2 separate regions of the Homo sapiens genome follow, and region 1 is linked to region 2. The links are chromatin loops, found by intact Hi-C in ENCODE. Cell type or tissue: endothelial cell of umbilical vein. All regions are shown on one strand. Links, peaks and the distances in the headings refer to the core of each region. The heading gives the core; the rest is flanking DNA.

What was found. Hi-C counts contacts between places; a loop is a spot of excess contacts. Peaks named below come from ENCODE experiments on the same cell type or tissue, not always from the same donor. Only the 100,000 strongest peaks of a DNase experiment are listed, where the experiment ranks them.
Region 1: it touches region 2 in a loop (7-fold over the local background); 9 of 110 quality-filtered maps call a loop at or near these places.

The regions. Positions count from the first base shown.
Region 1 is chr6:56,019,541-56,030,021 of GRCh38, forward strand. No RefSeq gene overlaps it. Among named protein-coding and RNA genes, the nearest start is that of BMP5, 150 kb to the left of the region's middle. In endothelial cell of umbilical vein, for the core only: no CTCF peak of the experiment used is centred there; DNase peaks (open chromatin) are centred at 5,511, 6,451 and 7,411; H3K27ac peaks cover 3,404 bases.
Region 2 is chr6:56,294,571-56,305,051 of GRCh38, forward strand. It overlaps a transcript of COL21A1 not described here. Among named protein-coding and RNA genes, the nearest start is that of COL21A1, 52 kb to the left of the region's middle. In endothelial cell of umbilical vein, for the core only: no CTCF peak of the experiment used is centred there; a DNase peak (open chromatin) is centred at 5,541; H3K27ac peaks cover 609 bases.

The DNA of each region.
Region 1 (10,481 bases), core at 3,662-8,661, 270 kb before region 2:
CTAAAAACGAAAAGGAGGTTTTCTAATGCAGGCATTTCTTATTAATTTGGGTGAACTCTAAAGAAGAAACAAGGACTTAGGGGAAAATACGTAAACTCCAAAGGAAAGAAAGACCATGGACTTTGGAGTCAGATTATGTAAGTTTGAGTTGTAGCTGTGACTTCAAAGGGGTCTTTTGACAAAGAAACAGGATTCTGATCAGTTTTACAATTCGATATCTGTAAGATGAGGTAAAAACAATGACTAAATAGAAGTTTTCTTGGAACAGAGAGAATTTCTTCTGGGTTTCTCAGTAAGAATACATTAGGTGATGCAGGAAAAACAAAACAAACAAACAAAATATTATTGGCATATGTGACCTGTAAGAATAATTTCAACACTTCCACAGTGTTCCAAACATTTTGAGGGCTAGTTGAGTTGCTTCTTTAAATCAAAACATTCATCTTTGGATGGTTGCCTTCAACAATCAACCAATGTAACTAACAACCTTAGAAAGCAATTCAATGCAGTTTATTACCAAAGGGTATATTTTGATGACTAGTTTATCTAAGAGGTTACAGTATGAAATTATATTGTTTAAAGCTAGGCATTCTTTGGGTGACTGAGGTCTTAATGGTAGGAATTCGATTGCATCACTTCACTTGAAAACTTAAAAAAATGTTTTCAAACATACACATATCCTGGGATATGAGAAGCTAATATGGGTTGAGCATAGTAGAACATTGGGGAAAACACAAGATGAAAATGTCAAAGTAGGCAGGTATAAGATAACACAGACCCTGCTTAGCCATGATAAGAAATTTTATTTTAATTTCAGAGCAACACAAAGCAGTTGAAAGGTTTTAAATAGAGGAATATATTTCTATATTAAATTTATGTTAAAATCTTATGTGCTAGGCTATAATTTTATAAGGGCAAGGGAAGGAATCTTGTCTATTTATTTGATCCCTAAGCATCTAACTAATGCCTGATATTTAGTACTTGTCAAGCTAATTTATAAAGGCCTTTATGGTTGATTAACAATGCTTGTGGGGAATGTGGCAGATATCACTCTTCAATGATCCTTGCCTCTTGGTATTCATTCTCTTGTGTCATCTTCTCTCTTTGAGTGTAGACAGAAACCATGACTTGTTCTAAGCAATAAAAGTGTCAAATGTGATAAAATATCATTTCCATGATTAGTTTAAATAATATTGTAACTTTCATCTTCCTAGCTGACTCTCTCTGTTGCTTTCTTTGCTTGTATGCTTTGATGAAGCAGGGTGCAATGTTGGAGAGATCCACATGATAAAATATAGCCAACAGCCAGCTAGGAAATGATATTTTCAATCTATCAACCCTTGAAAAACTGAATTCTGGCCAATTTATCCAGTTGGAAGATCTTTCCCCAGTAGAGCCTTCAGATGAGACCCTAGCCCTGGCCAAAACCTTGAATGCATCATAAAAAACCCTGAAGCAGAAGATCCAGTGAAGTCATACCCAGACTCTTGACCTAACCAAAGTGTAATGTAATAAATGTATGTTGTTTTAAGCCACTACATTTGCACTAATATATTATATAGCAATGGATAACTAGTATGGAAGGGGTGAAGATCAATTCATAAGAACTCATTCTTTTCTGGGAATCTCTTTAACATACAGATGTGAGTGTTCTGAAATCATTTTTGGGCTAAGAGACCAGACACCCTGACCATATTATTAATTAATTCATAGGTAGTCTTCTGACCTGAACTGGGACATTAAGAACCTGGCTTCCAAGAATTTAATGCTTGAAAGAGAGAGATAATAGGGTAGAAGTAAGTCACATCACTAGGGTCACTCCAGAAAAAAAAGGCTGAAGAACTTCTATTTCTGAAGGTATAATTTAGAAAGTAACATTTCTGCCACTGGCAATGTAGGTGAATTTCAAAAAAAATCTTCTACAGATTTAGACAAAATAAAAAGAAAAACATAGAATCTATCCATAAAATCATTTCAACCATAATTCAGGTATAAGATAATGATTGCAGAAATTTATGCCCCCTAATTAAATTTCTCTAACTCAAGGAATATGCCAGTTCTGGCTGAGCACAGAGGCTCATGCCTGTAATCCTAGCACTTTTATGACTCTACAAAGAACTCACAATAAGAAAAAAGAAAACAAAAGTGAGAAAACACCATTATCTATGGTGCTGCCACTTGATTCTTCTACAGAATAGGGCAGCACTAAGGAATAGGGATGGAAGACAGACACAGTAAGCCTTTTAAGTTCCTGGAGACCAAGTTACATGAATATTGTAATTAAGCCAAGTTAAAAGAGATATTGGATCCAAGAAAAACTCCGATAAAATATTTAGAAATCTACTTTTTGACATAATACAGGGGGATAAACCTGGATTATAATTTACTATGACTTTTCATGAATCCTGAATCATCTATCAATGCAGTTACTAATACACAAAAATCACCAACAATCTAATAGAGAACCTGAAAGTTTCCTTTCTAGTTAAAAGAAGCAGTATTTTTGGTTCATAGTTAGGCACTAAATGATACTCAAAACTTCAGTGTCTATCCAGGGCGTCAGGAGGCAGCAGTTACCCTGAACAGAGAGACGGTAATCTAATTAGCATGGCATTCTTTGCTGAATGGTGAGACCATGGAAATTTGAATAGCCACTTTCCTTCTCTTAAATGTGTATTCATTATCAAAAGAAATGGAGAAACTGACTTGTAAAGCTGGAATGAGATGAAAGATTGGTTTTCTGTGTGGTCTTTCTTCTTGGAGTCTAATTCAGACTATTTACAAAGTCTACCAAAAGCATAACAAAGAACAATGGCCAGAACTCTGAATTATTTCAATCCCTTTCTTTTTTTATCCCTCAAGTTGGACACAGATATAACCATCAAGATCTAAATTTCCCCCGTCATTTTGGAGAGAATGTCTTACTGAAAGTCTCATGTGTAGATTTATGATAGAACTTGGCCCAATATCCTGTCTTAAGGGCATTCCGTTTTGTTTGTCATATTTTTCTGGTTCAGCAGCCGTTACTTTACGTGTTGTCTGTTAATGTATCTGTTAGTATATTCTGAAAAAGACTAAAATTATAGAAAGAATTTTGAAAATAGGAGAAATAATTTCATTTTTAATGAAATAATTGTGCTTTGGAAAAATATGAATAATTGGCTATCTAGATACCACAGAAGTTATGAGATTTACATAAAATATTTATAGAGTCTAACAATCTTAGATATGATAAAGTCCAACCCTGTTGTTTTACAAATAACAAAGCTGAAAAAAGGACTTGGAAAAAATCACACAGCTGGTTAGTTGTGGGCAATGTGGCTTAGGACAGGGATGCCACACATTCACCACTTCCTCCCTCTACCCAGTACACACTGCTTTCCATACCTATCCATGGCAAAAATTGCTAATCAGTGTTTTTCTTGCTGAACATAGATGTGGCCCGAAACTCATTCTCAACAAAGTGTTCCAGATAGGCCTTGTTATTTGGAATTCATACTTGAGTTGAAGCTATTTGTTAACCCTAGTCTAGATCTTTGTCTCTTGTATTCCAGTTCAGCCTTTTAATATTTATTATGCCGTAATTTTCACTGTTATGCAAATAATTTAGATAAAATATCAGTTCTATAATTATAAATGTGTGCAAATTGCACTCATGCATTTTAGGAATAAGTACTTAAGATTTTTGATAACATATACACATTGTGAATATATAACTCATCTTGGCAGTTTTTTCAGAAAAATTTAATGAAAAGAAATAATTCGGGATTAATTGTCATAAAATCTGATTTGAAAGCTTGTTAAGAGCTGTGTTTACTGGATAACATTACAATTATACGCCACACATGGTTTTACTAAAACAAAATGTCAAAGTGTTTCAAGAAGAAATCATTGTTTCTTGTTTTCACACTAGTAGCTAAAATAATTCCATAAAGAAGTCTCATGACATTAACATAAAACATCAAACACAGTTACAAGGTCTGTCTAAGAAGACATACAGTCTATTCCCTTCACTAATAAGGATTATATACCATGTGTAATAATTTGAAGGCACTTAATAAATCATTTTTTAAAATCCAAATCTATCAATTTTTTGTTTATATCCAATCTTGCAAAGGAGAAAAAGGATGTAGTCTATTAAAGGAAGGGATATCAACATACAATAGGAAAGAAAAACTATAGTGATTATAGCAAGGCAAGGCATCTTAATGGAGAGTGTTTTAAACCAAAACTGTGTTACATTCAGCTACATGTGGCCTGAGGATGCCTCTGTAGTTTCAGTCCTTTCAGAGGGAATTGCAACCTTAGTATGTAAACTAATCTAAAGCCTACTTTAGGAGGTTACTTTTGTAACAAATAGCTGAGTCTCAGCCAATCAAGCAGCCAAGCTTTAGTCAATCACGGGTTTCCTATTGATTGGATCATGTTCAAACAAGGCAAATGCCTAGCTGTCACCAATCAAGCGGTAACCAATCAGACTGTTTCTGTACCTCACCTCTATTCTCCATCCATAAAAGCCGCCTTCCCACATTGCTGAGTGGAGCTCTCTGAGCCTCTTCTAGTTCTAAGGACTGCCAATTCTTGAACTGTTCTTTGCTCAATTAAACACTGTTACATTTAATTCATCTGAAGTTTTCTTTTTGGTTTGTTTTTAACACCTGAATTCATGTTATCTAGTGATCTGTGTTAACCCAAAACTAAAATTATGACTCCAACTAAAGTCCCAAACCTACTGAAGCCCTGATAGTGGAATGAGAGGGGAATGCCTGTCACTTAAACCTCCTTTTATCTGGTACTTTTATAGCTGAAAAGAGTAGAATATTTTTTTAAAAAAACATATTTTTCTACCTAACAATTGTTTTATTCCAAAATGAAATAATAATATTCAAAAATAAAAAATATTCAGAGAAAATTTGTGCTGAATATACAAACTAATTAATTGAGCAGCTGAAATTCTGCTTCAGAAAACCAGGGCTAAAAATTTAAGCGTGGACAGGAATCAGGATTAGTTAGTTGGAGGGAATAATTTAGAAACACTGCTGCCAAGGTAACCTTTTCCTAATTTGAGGAAGATCATCACATTCCTCATATGCAGTGTTGATAAATAGTGGCAAGAGATGGAGTGAGGAGGGTTATGAAAGTTAGTTATTTTCCTCTGAAGTCTTAAGTAGGTTGTTACTCACATGAAGTCCTTGATCCCTCCATGAGATAGATAGACAAGGTATTTTCTCCAGAGTTATTCTGACTCTAAGATACAGAATTTTACCTCTGAAGTGAAATTAAAAGGTGACTGATAATGTTAGTAGATTTGTGAGCAGAGAAGAAAGTTGTACGCAGATTTTTTATATCTTATTAAATCATTTTTGAATACAGCTTTCATAAAATCCCTTTGGAAGAAACTGCTAGTTTTCATCAAAATCCACTTTCGCTTTCTTCCACGACAAAATATTGTCGTTGGGCACATAGTCTAGCTGGGAAGACACTTCCCAGACTCTTTCGCAGCCCAGTCTGGCCATGTACATAGAGTTCTCTCCACTGCAATGTAAATAGAGATGATGTGAGCCATTTCCTTGTCTTTGTTTTGTTTTAATACTGGTATTTATTATTTTTTCTCCTGTCCTGTGCACTGGAATGCACATACCTGTGACCCAGTTTTTAGCATACAGATGAGGACAATGCCCTGGGGGAAGACAGAATAATAAGGTAAAAGAGACCTGGGTCCCTGAATCACTGTGCGGATCTGAGATTTCTCAACAATATGGTTTATCTAAGGATTGTTATGTGAGGGAAGAATAAATTAATTTTTTCTTTAAGTCAAAATATTTGGGAGCTTCTTTGTTGTAGTAGCTTTTATACTAAAAGATTTTCTGCAGATATTTTTAAATTATTATAAAGTGTGTGTGTGTGTGTGTGTGTGTATGTTTAAGTTAGATGTATAGATATAAATGAAAAAACAGTGACTATCCCTGTACCCTTCACTTATAATAAAACATTACCAACATGGCTATATCTCTTGCATACTCTATATTAGTCCAAATTTTCCCTTCCCTCAACTTCCAAAGTTACCATCAAGTAATCTTGAATTCGATGTTTATTATTACCACACGTTTTCATAGTTTTACTGAATATGTATTTTCCAATATATAATGTGTAGCTTTATTTGCATGTTTTAGAATATTATTCAAATGTTATCTTTATCTGCTTGGAATCTTAGTTGCAAACACAAAAGAATCTACTTTGGCTACTTTAACTACAAAAGTAATTTATCATAGAATATTATGTAGTTCATAGACTCTCTAAGATCCTAAGAAAGTTAGAGTCTGAAAATATACAGTCCAACACATCACAAAATCTTATCTAATAAAAACACTCATGCTTCTAATCAGCAACCATGAAGCTGTGGGATGTAGAGGAAATATTTTTGTTTCTGCACTGTCTGGGCTTTCTGAATATATTTCCTGAAAACTCAGCATCTTGGGATAAGAGCCAGGCTTGGGAAGTTAATTTACAGTGGAGTAGATAGTGAGAGAAGTCCAGAGAGATTTAGCTAACTCTGGGTAGTTTACATTTTAAGAGAAAATGAGTCCCAGGACCTTGGAGAAATCCATAGCTTACAAAAAACCAGAGAGATATGCAAGGCTTATGCAGCCCCTGTAAAGATGTATGTGCATTCCAGAAGGTGAGAGTGAGTACTCAGGATCCTTTGCACTCCATCTCTGCAGGGCAAAGGTTTTTCCCCCTTTCTGGAGGGAAGGGGGAAACAGCTGTCTCTTCCTCCTGTATGGAAGAAGAGAATTCATTTTTCTCACTGAGAAACTATTTAGCTACTCATATACAAGATTTTTCCACCTGGCTTTCATCATATCACCCCAGAGGTAAGGACTAAAGTAAGGGAGAATCACATGCTTATTTATTGTAAGGTAATAAATAAATAAATAAATAAATAAATAAATAAATAAATCTCTGATCCAGAAAACTTCAGGTGCACATTCAGAATAAAACTAATAAAGATGAATAAAACAATCCCAACAATGTCTGGGACCAGATGCTAGAAATTCTCACACTGCTTCTCCCTAAAAGCACTATACGTCACCTCTCTAGTAGCCAGATGCTTATGTCAGATTACTGGGGAAACCGGCTCTGAGGTAGAGATTTCTGTGCAAGGAGTTTATCAGAAAACACTCTCAGGAACAACACCTGTAAGAGAGTGAAGGCAGTAACATTGGGTAGAGAGAGAAAACTGTACCAGAGGCCATAGTTAAGCCCTTAGGGAGCTTTGAACATTCAGAGTTATCCCCAATTTAGACCAAGAGGTTGGCCCCCCAAATTTACCAGTCATTAGATATGAGCTGTCTGGAGAGGGGACAGAGACAGGTTTTCTTTGGCTGCCCTCCAAGAACAAGACTCAGAGACAGACTAAGCTGATTGCTATCAGCAGCAACACTCATGGCAACTGCAAGATGAGTGCCTTAACCTTGAAGAGGGAATCTTGGCAGTCCCCTGTGACATCAACCATAACAAATCACATCTTCCAAATGTGGCTATCTCCTCACATTCTCACATTGCTCACTTCTAAATCTAAGACCTGCATGGATGTATCTGATGGAAGGACTTTCAGAAGCATGGTAGTCAGAAAAGGCATATCTAAATCCACGTGTGTATTCCAGTAAGAGCAAAGGGCTTTCCTGTCCACGATAGAAAGTGCCCATCATATTAATATGTTATCAACTGGCTGCCAATCCTCCAGAGTATGAAACTGTAGTTTGATAGGTCAGGAAATGGGAAGTGGGGAGGGAGGTGGTGTCAGCATTGGGTACTACCACTGAAAACCTAGGTACTTAGCAGTGTCAGTAACCTGGTGAGCTCTTATGAAGGAACATCCATGTTGAGCTGGAAAGCCTTCATATTAGAAAAGATTTACAGTCATTTCAGACTATCGGTGAGAGTAGACACAGACATAAGTAAAATAAGGTTTACTTATCTAAGTAAGACATTCTTATCCTACTATAGAAAAAAGTTAGTGCAATCAGAATATGGCAAAGGGATCAGGACAATTGTCCTTTAATAAATGTTGGTATGTTGGTATAAATGTCCATGTTCCCCTAAAAAAGAAAATAATTGCAGGTGAAAAATCTGATTGAAACTTATGTCAAGGTTTCTGGAAGCCCAAATGCTCCTCTTCCACCCCAGTCGAATATATTTAAACCTAGAGAAGTTCTTCACACAGACTAATCTGGATAAGTGCCAGTGACTATACTACCCAAACCTGGTAGATTATATTAATCTGGATGCTATACAACATAAAATATAAGACTAGATTACAGTATAGTTCAATCTGCAATTCCATTATCAAGGACTCGTTGATCACCCTTGGCATCTCTAGTTTTAGTGCCCTCCTGAAATCAGGGTTAAGAAACTGGAGCAATGTTGTATCTATTGAAGCTATTCCTGTTGACCCTGAAAGTGTACTGCTGTCTCTGCTGGGTGGAAGCAACTCTTTCAGAACTAGTTATTGAAATGAGGGGTGGGGATGGGAGTGGTGAGAATAGCATTTTTCAGATCAATCAACTATGAAGGGCGTGTTAATTTGATCTGGTAAAGACTGTGTTAGTCTGGTCTTATGTTGCTATAAATAAATGCCTGAGACTGGGTAATTTATAAAGAAAAGAGTTTTGGCTCACAATTCCACAGGCTGTACAGGAATCATGGCTGGGGAAGCTTCAGGCAGCTTTCACTCATGGCAGAAGGCAAAGCTGGAGCAGGCATCTTCACATGGCTGGAGCAGAAGGAAGGGGAGGTGGTGTGGAGGTGCCACATACTTTTAAACAAACAGATCTCGTGAGAACCCTATCACGAGACAGCTGGACTGTCACGAGACTAGAGGGATGGTGCTAAACCCTTAGAAACTATCTCCATGATTCAATCACCTCCCACCAGGATCCACCTTCAATATTGGGGATTACAATTTGGCATGACATTTGGGCAGGAACACAGATCCCAACCATCTCAGAGACTACATCTACAATGGAGTTACCAATTTACTAAGCCTACATACATAACCTTTATTCTCCAAGACCCAAGTAAAACAGGTAAGCTAAATGAGCCTGTAATAAAAATAGCCACATCTTCATCTTACAGTTTTTGATAGTGGAATGAGTCTCTATAGTTCCCTGGAGTTGTAGTACTTCTTACATTTTGGCAGGGAATTAGTATTGCAGTGTCTACTGCTTGACTCTTCTTCCATTTTCTTCATGTCATTTTGGAAATGTGCTGAGTATATCTAATCTAACAATAATTCTTAAACAGGAGGTAAATAGTAGGAGGCTAAGTTTTCACCTGATAGGCCCACTGTGACATGGTCTTGAGCCAAAAGTCCATTTATTTCCATTTAGTAAACCCTAGATGTAGTTTTATTTATTTTTATTTAATCTTCACAACCAGTATTAAGCCCGTATTAAGTTCACTTGTCTGAAGTCAGAAAGTTGGAAAACTAGGGCCATAACTCAAGTTTCCTGATGCTTAGTTCTTTTCTCTTTCACTTTATCAAGCATTAGTGATGACTAATTATTATGACTTTTGACCCTAGAGAAGAAGGGCCATTTACATGTAATATGATGTAGTCTTAAGTACCAGGAAAGCCAAAATAAGGTTACATCTTTTCCAATAAGTGCTCCAGTCAGAACACCATTTACATGTCTTTATCATCTTCCATTGAGAAGAGTAATAAAAATGGGAGAACTCCTGATCTATAAATGATGTTCAGCCTGAAGATTTTTCTAATTAAAATTTCACACATAAGAATGAATATCTCTAACTTTCATGACAAGATGTTGACTTGATGATGCCTACTGCAATTGTGCCTTTTTAGTCTGACTGGCAGCCTCTATCCAGTGCAAGTTCCTATAGCACAACTGGGATTTAAACAAGCCCCGTGCCAGAAATATTTACCCCAAAGGTTTCCCCACTGAGTGCAAAATAAGCTTGCATTTAAGCAGCTCTATTTCAGTTGCTGCCTAATGAAACATTTAACAACAACAAAATGCTTTCTTAGCAAATATGTCATAATATAGAAAGAACTATGGTGCAGAAAGACACATCATTTATGAGAAGCATGGTGCAGACCAGGAGGTGAAATGGGACAGTGATAACAGTTTATAAAAATTATAAAGAACTTTAAATATCTTTTTAAAAAACCTGAGCAATAGGAGTTTGCTAAGTTTGTATCTTTTATGAGAACAGAAAACTTAGCCAAATTTTAAGGGTGAAACGCTCACCCAGGAAAATCTAGTAGAAGAGAAATGGAAAACTCATGTCTTTGAGTAGGAAAACTGATGTTATGAACATATTCAAAAGCAAATTATCCTGGTAACAGAGCTTTATCATTTTGTATGCCTTTGGATATAGATATGATTCCATATTTCAGACTGGCCCATTCTCCACTTTAAAAAGGAAAGAGAAAAGGAATGGCAAACTGCTAGGTT
Region 2 (10,481 bases), core at 2,811-7,810:
GATACGGCAATACTAACGATAGCCCATAATTTACATTAGGGGTCACTGTTTGTGTTACACATTCTATGGGCTTTGACAAATGTATAATGTGTATAGTGGTATCTCATTGTTTTAATGTACAGTTCTCTAAATGACAAATGATGTTGAGTATCTCCTGTATGTTTATTTTTTGGTGAGGCGTCTGTTCAGATCTTTTGCTCATATTTTAGTTGGGTCATTTGCTTTTGTATTTTTGAGTTTTAAAAGGAGTTCTTTGTATATTTTGGATACTAGCCCTTTATCAGATATGGTGGCAGAAATTTTTTTCCCAGTCAGTGGCTGTTTCTTCCTTCTCTTAAAAGTGTCTTTCACAAAGCAGAAGTTTTTAATTTTAATAAAGTCCAACTTCTCAATTTTTCTTTCATGAATAGTGTTTTTGGTATTGTATATAAAAAAGTCAAAGTCACTTAAGAGTTTCTCCTGTGTTATCTTCCAGCTGTTCTACAGTTTTGCATTTTGCATGTACGTCTATGATCCATTTTGAGTTAATTTTTGTGAAGGGTGCAAGGTCTGTGTTTGGAATCTTTTTCATTTTATTTTATTTTTTTTACTCATGGGTATTCAATTATTCCAGTAGCATTTGTTGAAAAGATTGGGTTTTTTTCTATTGAATTGCCTTTGTCCTTCGTCAAAGATCAGTTGACTACATTCATGTGAGTCTATTTCTGGGCTCCCTGTTCCATTCCATTGGTCTATTTGCCTGTTCTTTCACCAGTACCACACTGTTTTGAATACTGTAGCTTCATAGTAAGTTTTGAAGTCCAGCTATGTCGACCTGCTGACTTTGCTTTTCTCCTTCAATATGTTTTTATTCTGGGTCTTTTGACTTTTCAAATAAACTTTAGAATCAGTTTGTCAACATCCACAAAGTAACTTGTTGAGATTTTATTAGGATTCCATTGAATCCATAGATGAAGTTAGGAGGAAATGACATCTTAATATTGAGTCTTCCTTTCATTGTATATGGAGTATCTTTTCATTTATTTAGATTTTCTTTGATTTCTTTCATCAGAGTTTTGTACTTTTCCTCACATAGATTTTGGACATATTCTGTAAAATTTATACCTGTTTATTTCTTTTTGGAGCTAATCTGAATAGTATTATATTTTTAACTTTAAATTTCAATTATTCATTCCTGGTATATAGGGAAAAAATTGACTTTTTATTAACCTTATATCCTGCAACTTTGCTATGAGTAAGGTTGCTTATTAGTATTAGGATTTTTTTGTTGATTCCTTGGGATTTTCCACATAGACAATCATGTCATCTGAAAACAATTTTATTTCTTCCCTTCCAGTTGGTATACCTTTGATTTACTTTTCATGTCTTTTTACATTATCTAGGACTTACAGTATGATATTGAATAGGGGTAGTGAGAGGAGACATCCTTGCCTTATTCCTGATCTTAGTGAGAAAGCATCTAGTTTCTCATCATTAAGTATGATGTTAGCTATAAGTTTTTTACAGATGTTCTTTATCAAGTTGAGGAAATTCCCTCCATTCCTAGTTTATTGAGATATTGGTTGATTTTAATGTAAATATTAGTATATTTCAGCATTAAAGTAATCAAAATCTGTCTTAAAACATGGTAGGTACTCTTTTCTTGTCTAACATAAAATTTTTAAGTAACAACATATCCAATATATATCATATTTTTAAATGAAGATAAGAAATGGGCAATCCAATTAACTTGCAATGGGTATAGTTAAACAGCAAGGGCATTTTCCAGTCTTCAGTGAAAACTATATTTAAGCAAAACAATTCTCCAATCTTCCTGGTCACAATCACTTCTTTAAACTATTGTATCTACTAATGACTTTAAAATTTGGTCCATGATACTTAGCTGTATCTCCAATTACCTCATATCTATAATGATACGTTTAAAGTATTACGTTCCCTCTCATTTTCTCTTGATACACAGACAGGTACCACCTATAATAAACATCCAAAGGCAATTTCGTAATTTGTTTCATTCACTCTGGGTTGTTAACATATACACTGTATGTTATCCCAGGTTTCCTCCTATGACAATATTTAGGCTGTGTCTTGAATTATAGTGAACCAACATGTCAGAAGAAATATACAAATTCAGGGATGGTGAGATTGGAGGGGTTCATGTAAAATTCCTATAATACTAACCACCAACATTTTACATTTTGTTTCTAGAAAAATACCCACAAGTGTCCATAAAACACTTGAGAAATCATGTACTCTAGGCACTAAATATATGAAATGGATTACAGGAATGGAAATATGCCACATTTTATCAAAGATGGGTTTCCAATATGATTTTCTAACCTCATATTCTTCATCATTGACATGACTAGCAACCCAAATTAGGCTCAACCTAGGCTATTACCATCCATGAGCTGTCTGAAGGCCCTTCAACTCTTTACCCACTTATTTAAATTTTAGTCAGCAGAACTTTTGTTGTAGCTTTATCATAATAGTCTTCTGCTTTATTAAATTGCCAATCTCCCATAGAGATACAATACTGAGCCCAAACATTTTTTAATTTTTAAAGGAGGGGAATTAAATGCAGGCCAAAATGACAACATATTTCAATAGAAGAAAGACTCAACACAGATTAAGTTGCCATGCGCATGAGTTACTCAGCATGAATAAAAGCCTGGACAAGTGAAAACTGGTTTCTATATTCCCTGTCCTTTGAAGTCATCTCAGTAAATTCCTCCCCAAAAAAACCTGCAAATCTCAGAATTCCCTTCAAATTACTTCATTGTTTTTTTTATTCTCTTCTGCTTAAATCAGGTGAAACTTGAGGTTACTTGTCACTACCTTAAAATTTAATCAGTAGTCCTCTGGACTTACAAAGACAGACAGGTCCCTTTATATGGGCCAACATACTCATTTTTACTTTGCTTAATGTTCTGGCATATTGTGAAACAATTCCAAGTGTGTAAAGGGTACTTAAAAATAGTTAAGAATATTTACTATACTCTTTTACTGACTGTAACTTATTTGGCTTCATGAGCAACTGGCTGTTCTAACTCTGATCAAAGAATCACTTGGTTTTTTATTGATGGCAATGTGAAAAGTAAAATCCCTAAAAAACAAGCATGTTTTACAATGATAATAAAATGAGATATTGGAAAGTAGAAACAAGTTATACACAATGAAGTTATGGTTCTCAAAAGGTCACAACACTCTGGACTGATGGCATCTAAATGCCATTATTATGACTCAGAATTTTGCCTTCAAGCCACTGAACATTATGTTACAGTTAGGGTTTAAAAGCTGGTAGCCGTCTATCATTTTTATCCTTTGGTTGGGGCCTCAATTCTGCACTGTTCATTCTTTTGGGGTGCACATTTCTCTAGACCTTAGAAGGGGCATCTGGAAGATGACAAAATCCTGGTGTGGAACCAGAATATCTGGCTCTAACACTTAAGAGTTGTGTCAGTGTGAGCAAGCTTTTTGGTTTTCCTGGAGTTCAATTTCTTTTATGAAAGTAATATAGTAATACGGATGCTAAATTAAAAAAAAAAAAAACCTTGCACACATGGTTGTCACCAAGCAAGTGAACAGATTGGAAGGCGCCAAGTCCAATGGTGAAGGGAATACTCCGGAAGATGTGGCCACAGTTCAGGAGAGGTGATGTTGACTAGAATTAATGTGAGCCAACAGGTTTGCAGAACAAAAAACAATTTTAGATATATTTAACTATTAAAATCAATAGAATTTGAGTTAAATGGAATGCAGTTAAGTCAGGGTGGTGTCGTGTATCATTCTCAGATGTCTGTCTCAGGCAGTTGCAAACTTGGGGTGCCTTTCACTGAAACAGTAAGAGCAGGGAGTAGATTTGACAGTGGGATGGTTGAGGATGGGAATCAGAAGCAGTTGAGTTTGTTGTCTCTGTAACCTATAATGTGCAACTGGGAGCCAGACATGTGGTCTGAGGATGAAGGAGAAATGATCTAAAAATAGTAATAAGGAGTGAAAAGGACACCACCCCACTCTCAGCCCCAAGGTCTAAAGAGTTGGTGGCAAGGGATGGTATATTCAGGATAGAGCCAGTTCTAATTAAGGTGAGGAGTTGGAAGGAGTCTTCAGAGAAACAGGTGACTTATGGGAAGATTGCTGCAAGTATTCTTGCTCAGCACAGCTATAAACATACTGCCAGCCCCATCAACAGCAACAGCAACAGAGACCAGACGCAGAGTTCCAATTTCCTTTCTCTCTATTTAATCTTTTTGAAGTTTCTTATTCAATTTAAGAAATGCAAGTTACTACCTGCTATTACAAATACATCATCATCCTCTTAGAGCTTAAGGGGACCTTAAAAGTCATATAACTCCTTGAAACAACTTATATTCAAAGTCATAGTATCAAAGTACAAATTTCTACACAATCACAGTAAACAGAATCAAATAATTTTCTTCATGTGTCACTTGCAACAAAAACCTCATCTTTTGTAATGAGAGAGAGCAGGGACACAAACCTGGGAGGCAGGAAAGTCAGCTTCTTGTCTCCAAACTGTTGCTTTTTAGATGTGTGGCCTTTAGCAATACATTTAATCCAGAGACATCAGGGTTCAAACACGGAGCTAAATTAGATCACTTCATATATTCTATCCAGCTAAAAATTCTTAGGACTCTGTGAATGGAATGGCTACATAGAACCTTTCTGCTTTGGGGAAAAGTGGCATAACAGAGAGTTTCAGCTTAATGTATTTTCAAATGCCAAATTGGATTTGAAAAATTGATTTTACTTGTTCCCTCAAATATTTCAAGTCATATCTTTAAGAACAAAGCATTGTGATTCAGGTCCATTGCATGGACAAATTAGCTGTGGTTCTTGGTAGTTAAAAGTGGCAGAAAGACAGAAACAACTATTTGATAACATTATGTAATTTTACAATAAGGTAATTCTCCAGCCCAACCACCTTAATAATGTGCACTTTTGTTAATATATTTAATATATTGAGAAAAGTCATTTATAATCACTGTATACAGACTCATATGAAAAAAAGACATTTTCATTCCCATAAGAAATATTTCATGTGAAATCACATTTTTATGGCCTCATATTTTCTGATCAGACTTCCATCTTCATCAATATCTTATTTCTCAGTTAAAATTCTGGTTTCCCCTAATTATTATTCTGAGAAATTCTCCCTCAGAATATTCCCTAATCCCAGAAGGTCTCTATGTTCCTTCTACAACTGAATGATATGTCTTACCTCAACATTATTTAATATGTTCCTAAAATAAAAGGGAGTAGAACTTGGATATTTTTATTCATATTTCCCCTGCGGTTAAGAGCTCCCCTTTCTCCCGATAAATAAAAATATAAATATTGTTTTAACTCTACTTGCAATCTCATATAGTTCCACTTTGTAAGCTGTTTTCTAAAATATGAATTGAAGTAATAGGAAAATTAAACAAGGCTAGCCAGCTTAGTGTTTTCTATATTTAGTTGTTATGTTTTTCCTTCAGTACAAAATTCCACATAAGGTAAAGAAAAGACAATAAATACCAGAAAGATTATGGAGTAGCCAAAATGTGCCGGAAGCCAACATGAATATGAGGAAATTCATTAACAGATCCTTCTAAATGTGTGTATAATGATTAAATGTACAGATAAAATGATATTTTTATGGGATTTGCTTTGAAATAATCAGAGTAGAGGCTGGAAGTGGGGATAAGGAGTGGAGAGTGGAATTAGATTAAAACAAGGCAGTCATGGGATGATAGTTGCTTGTTCAAGCTGAGTAACAGGTACCTGAGTTTGTTATATAATCCTCTTTGCTTTTGTATGTTTACATTTTGAAAAATAACCTTTTATTAAATGCTTACTTTATTTTAAAAATTTAAATTAGACATTTTTTGTCCTGGAATGTCTTCTAAAAAACTGGGTAAATTGCTCATTCATTGGATATAAATGTTTAATATATTTTTTCATACATTAACTTCTTTCATCAAATAATGTTTTAATCTTAAGATGTCATAGTGGCCTTGTGAAATGTTTTCTTGAGACATAATCCATTAACTGTCAATCTACCATTATTTGTTCTTGACTTAATTTCCAAAGAACCATACAAACAGGCTTTGGCTTCCATTGCTTTCATTAGCCCAAGACACATAATTAGCCAAAATAAATAGAAGAGGGTACAATTATTCAGTCTCTATTCAATTGGTGATTGATAAATACTGCTCTAAAATCTATTTTATTGATTGCTTGGTTGATTGACTGGTGAAGACTTCATGAAAATGATCAAAATCAATTTCCTACACCAGGACCCACCTTAAGGGGCTTTATTTACCCAATCTAAACCTATCAAATAGTCTTTCTATTTATCTTATTTCATTCCGACAAACATATTTTGAGCATCTGTGGTATGAAAGCCACAGTTTTAACCTAGGAATTAAAAATCATTCAGACCCAATTGTTACTCTCAAGGAGGTGGATAGAAAAGCACATGGGAAATTATAAGGCAAGGCAGAATAGCTACAATGGTTTGGTAAGCAGAATAATGGTTTCCCAAAGATGTCCACATCCTAATCTCTGGAACCTGCGAATATGTTGCCTTACATGGCAAAAGAGACTCTAAAGATGTGTCTAAATTAAGGATCTTGAAATGAGATTACCCTGGATTATCCAAGTGGGCCCAATGGAATCAAAAAGATCATTTTAAGGAGGCACAATGTCTGAGTTAGAAAGAAATTTGAAGATGCTATGCTGCTGGCATTGAAGATGGAAGAAGACACCACAAGCCAAGGAATGCAGGCATTCTCTAGAAGCTGAAAAGGCAAGGAAATGGATTCCTCTGGAGCCTCCAGACATGAATACATTTCTACCAATACCTTGGTCTTAGCCCATATGACCTATTTCAGACTCTGACCTACAGAAGATGATAAATTTCTGTTCTTTTAAGCCACTAAGTTTGTGATAGTTTTTTAGAGCAGGAACAAGAAACATAAAGATAGGAACAAGATTACTTCTAACTACAGACATCAGAAACAGTTTTCTCAAAGGGAAGAACTGGAAATATGACAGAGATTACCACTTCACCCTTTAGATATGTACTGTCCAACACAATAGCCACTAACCACATGTGGCTATTTTAATTTTAACTTTTTTCTTTTTTTTTCCATTATACTTTAAGTTTTAGGGTACATGTGCACAACGTGCAGGTTGGTTACATATGTATACATGTGCCATGCTGGTGTGCTGCACCCAGTAACTCGTCATTTAACATTAGGTATATCTCCAAATGCTATTTCTCCCCCCCCCAATCCCACAACAGGCCCCGGTGTGTGATGTTCCCCTTCCTGTGTCCCATGCTCCCCTTCCTGCATCCATGTGTTCTCATTGTTCAATTCCCACCTATGAGTGAGAACATGCGGTGTTTGGTTTTTTGTCCTTGTGATAGTTTGCTGAGAATGATGGTTTCCAGCTTCATCCATGTCCCTGCAAAGGACATGAACTCATCATTTTTTATGGCTGCATAGTATTCCATGGTGTATATGTGCCACATTTTCTTAATCCAGTCTATCATTGATGGACATTTGGGTTGGTTCCAAGTCTTTGCTATTGTGAATAGTGCCACAATAAACATATGTCTGCATGTGTCTTTATAGCAGCACGATTTATAATCCTTTGGGTATATACCCAGTAATGGGATGGCTGGGTCAAATGGTATTTCTAGTTCTAGATCCCTGAGGAATCACCACACTGACTTCCACAATGGTTGCACTAGTTTACAGTCCCACCAACAGTGTAAAAGTGTTCCAATTTCTCCACATCCTCTCCAGCACCTGTTGTTTCCTGACTTTTTAATGATCGCCATTCTAACTGGTGTGACATGGTATCTCATTGTGGTTTTGATTTGCATTTCTCTGATGGCCAGTGATGATGAGCATTTTTTCATGTGTCTGTTGGCTGCATAAATGTCTTCTTTTGAGAAGTGTCTGTTCATATCCTTTGCCCACTTTTTGATGGGGTTGTTTGTTTTTTTCTTGTAAATTTGTTAGAGTTCATTGTAGATTCTGGATATTAGCCCTTTGTCAGATGAGTAGGTTGCAAAAATTTTCTTCCATTCTGTAGGTTGCCTGTTCACTCTGATGGTAGTTTCTTTTGCTGTGCAGAAGCTCTTTAGTTTAATTAGATCCCATTTGTCAATTTTGGCTTTTGTTGCCATTGCTTTTGGTGTTTTAGACATGAAGTCCTTGCCCACACCTATGTCCTGAATGGTATTGCCTAGGTTTTCTTCTAGGGTTTTTATGGATTTAGGTCTAACATTTAAGTCTTTAATCCATCTTGAATTAATTTTTGCATAAGGTGTAAGGAAGGGATCCAGTTTCAGCTTTCTACATATGGCTAGCCAGTTTTCCCAGCACCATTTATTAAATAGGGAATCCTTTCCCCATTGCTTGTTTTTCTCAGGTTTGTCAAAGATCAGATAGTTGTAGATACGTGGCATTATTTCTGAGGGCTGTGTTCTCTTCCATTGGTCTATATCTCTGTTTTGGTACCAGTACCATGCTGTTTTGGTTACTGTAGCCTTGTAGTATAGTTTGAAGTCAGGTAGCGTGATGCCTCCAGCTTTATTCTTTTGGCTTAGGATTGACTTGGCAATGTGGGCTCTTTTTTGGGTCCATATGAACTTTAAAGTAGTTTTTTCCAATTCTGTGAAGCAAGTCACAAAGTAGCTTGATGGGGATGGCATTGAATCTATAAATTACCTTGGGCAGTATGGCCATTTTCACGATACTGATTCTTCCTACCCATGAGCATGGAATGTTCTTGCATTTGTTTGTATCCTCTTTTATTTCATTGAGCAGTGGTTTGTAGTTCTCCTTGAAGAGGTCCTTCACATCCCTTGTAAGTTGGATTCCTAGGTATTTTATACTCTTTGAAGCAATTGTGAATGGGAGTTCACTCATGATTTGACTCTCTGTTTGTCTGTTATGGGTGTATAAGAATGCTTGTGATTTTTGTACATTGATTTTGTATCCTGAGACTTTGCTGAAGTTGCCTATCAGCTTAAGGAGATTTGGGGCTGAGACCACGGGGTTTTCTAGATATACAATCATGTCATCTCCAAACAGGAACAATTTGACTTCCTCTTTTCCTAATTGAATACCCTTTATTTCCTTCTCCTGCCTGATTGCCCTGGCCAGAACTTCCAACACTATGTTGAATAGGAGTGGTGAGAGAGGGCATCCCTGTCTTGTACCAGTTTTCAAAGGGAATGCTCCCAGTTTTTGCCCATTCAGTATGATATGGGCTGTGGGTCTGTCATAGATAGCTCTTATGATTTTGAGATATGTCCCATCAATACCTAATTTATTGAGAGTTTTTAGCATGAAGGGTTGTTGAGTTTTGTCAAAGGCCTTTTCTGCATCTGTTGAGAGAATCATGCGGTTTTTGTCGTTGGTTCTGTTTATATGCTGGATTACGTTTATTGATTTGCATATGTTGAACCAGCCTTGCATCCCAGGGATGAAGCCCACTTGATCATGGTGGATAAGCTTTTTGACGTGCTGCTGGATTCGGTTTGTGAATATTTTATTGAGGATTTTTGCATCGATGTTCATCAGGGATATTGGTCTAAAATTCTCTTTTTTTGTTGTGTCTCTGCCCAGCTTTGGTATCAGGATGATGCTGGCCTCATAAAATGAGTTAGGGAGGATTCCCTCTTTTTCTATTGATTGGAATAGTTTCAGAAGGAATGGTACCAGCTCCTCCTTGTACCTCTGGTAGAATTCGGCTGTGAATCCATCTGGTCCTGGACTTTTTTTGGTTGGTAAGCTATTAATTATTGCCTCAATTTCAGAGCCTGTTATTGGTCTATTCAGAGATTCAACTTCTTCGTGGTTTAGTCTTGGGAGGGTGTATGTGTCGAGGAATTTATCCATTTCTTCTAGATTTTCTAGTTTATTTGCGTAGAGGTGTTTACAGTATTCTCTGATGGTAGTTTGTATTTCTGTGGGATCAGTGGTGATATCCCCTTTATCATTTTTTATTGTGTCTATTTCATTCTTCTCTCTTTTCTTCTTTATTAGTCTTGCTAGCAGTCTATCAATGTTGTTGATCTTTTCAAAAAACCAGCTCCTGGATTCATTGATTTTTTGAAGGGTTTTTTGTGTCTCTATTTCCTTCAGTTCTGCTCTGATCTTAGTTGTTTCTTGCCTTCTGCTAGCTTTTGAATGTGTTTGCTCTTGCTTCCTCAGTTCTTTTAATTGTGATGTTAGGGTGTCCATTTTAGATCTTTCCTGCTTTCTCTTGTGGACATTTAGTGCTATAAATTTCCCTCTACACACTGCTTTGAATGTGTCCCAGAGATTCTGGTATGTTGTGTCTTTGTTCTCTTTGGTTTCAAAGAACATCTTTATTTCTGCCTTCATTTCGTTATGTACCCAGTAGTCATTCAGGAGCAGGTTGTTCAGTTTCCATGTAGCTGAGTGGTTTTGAGTGAG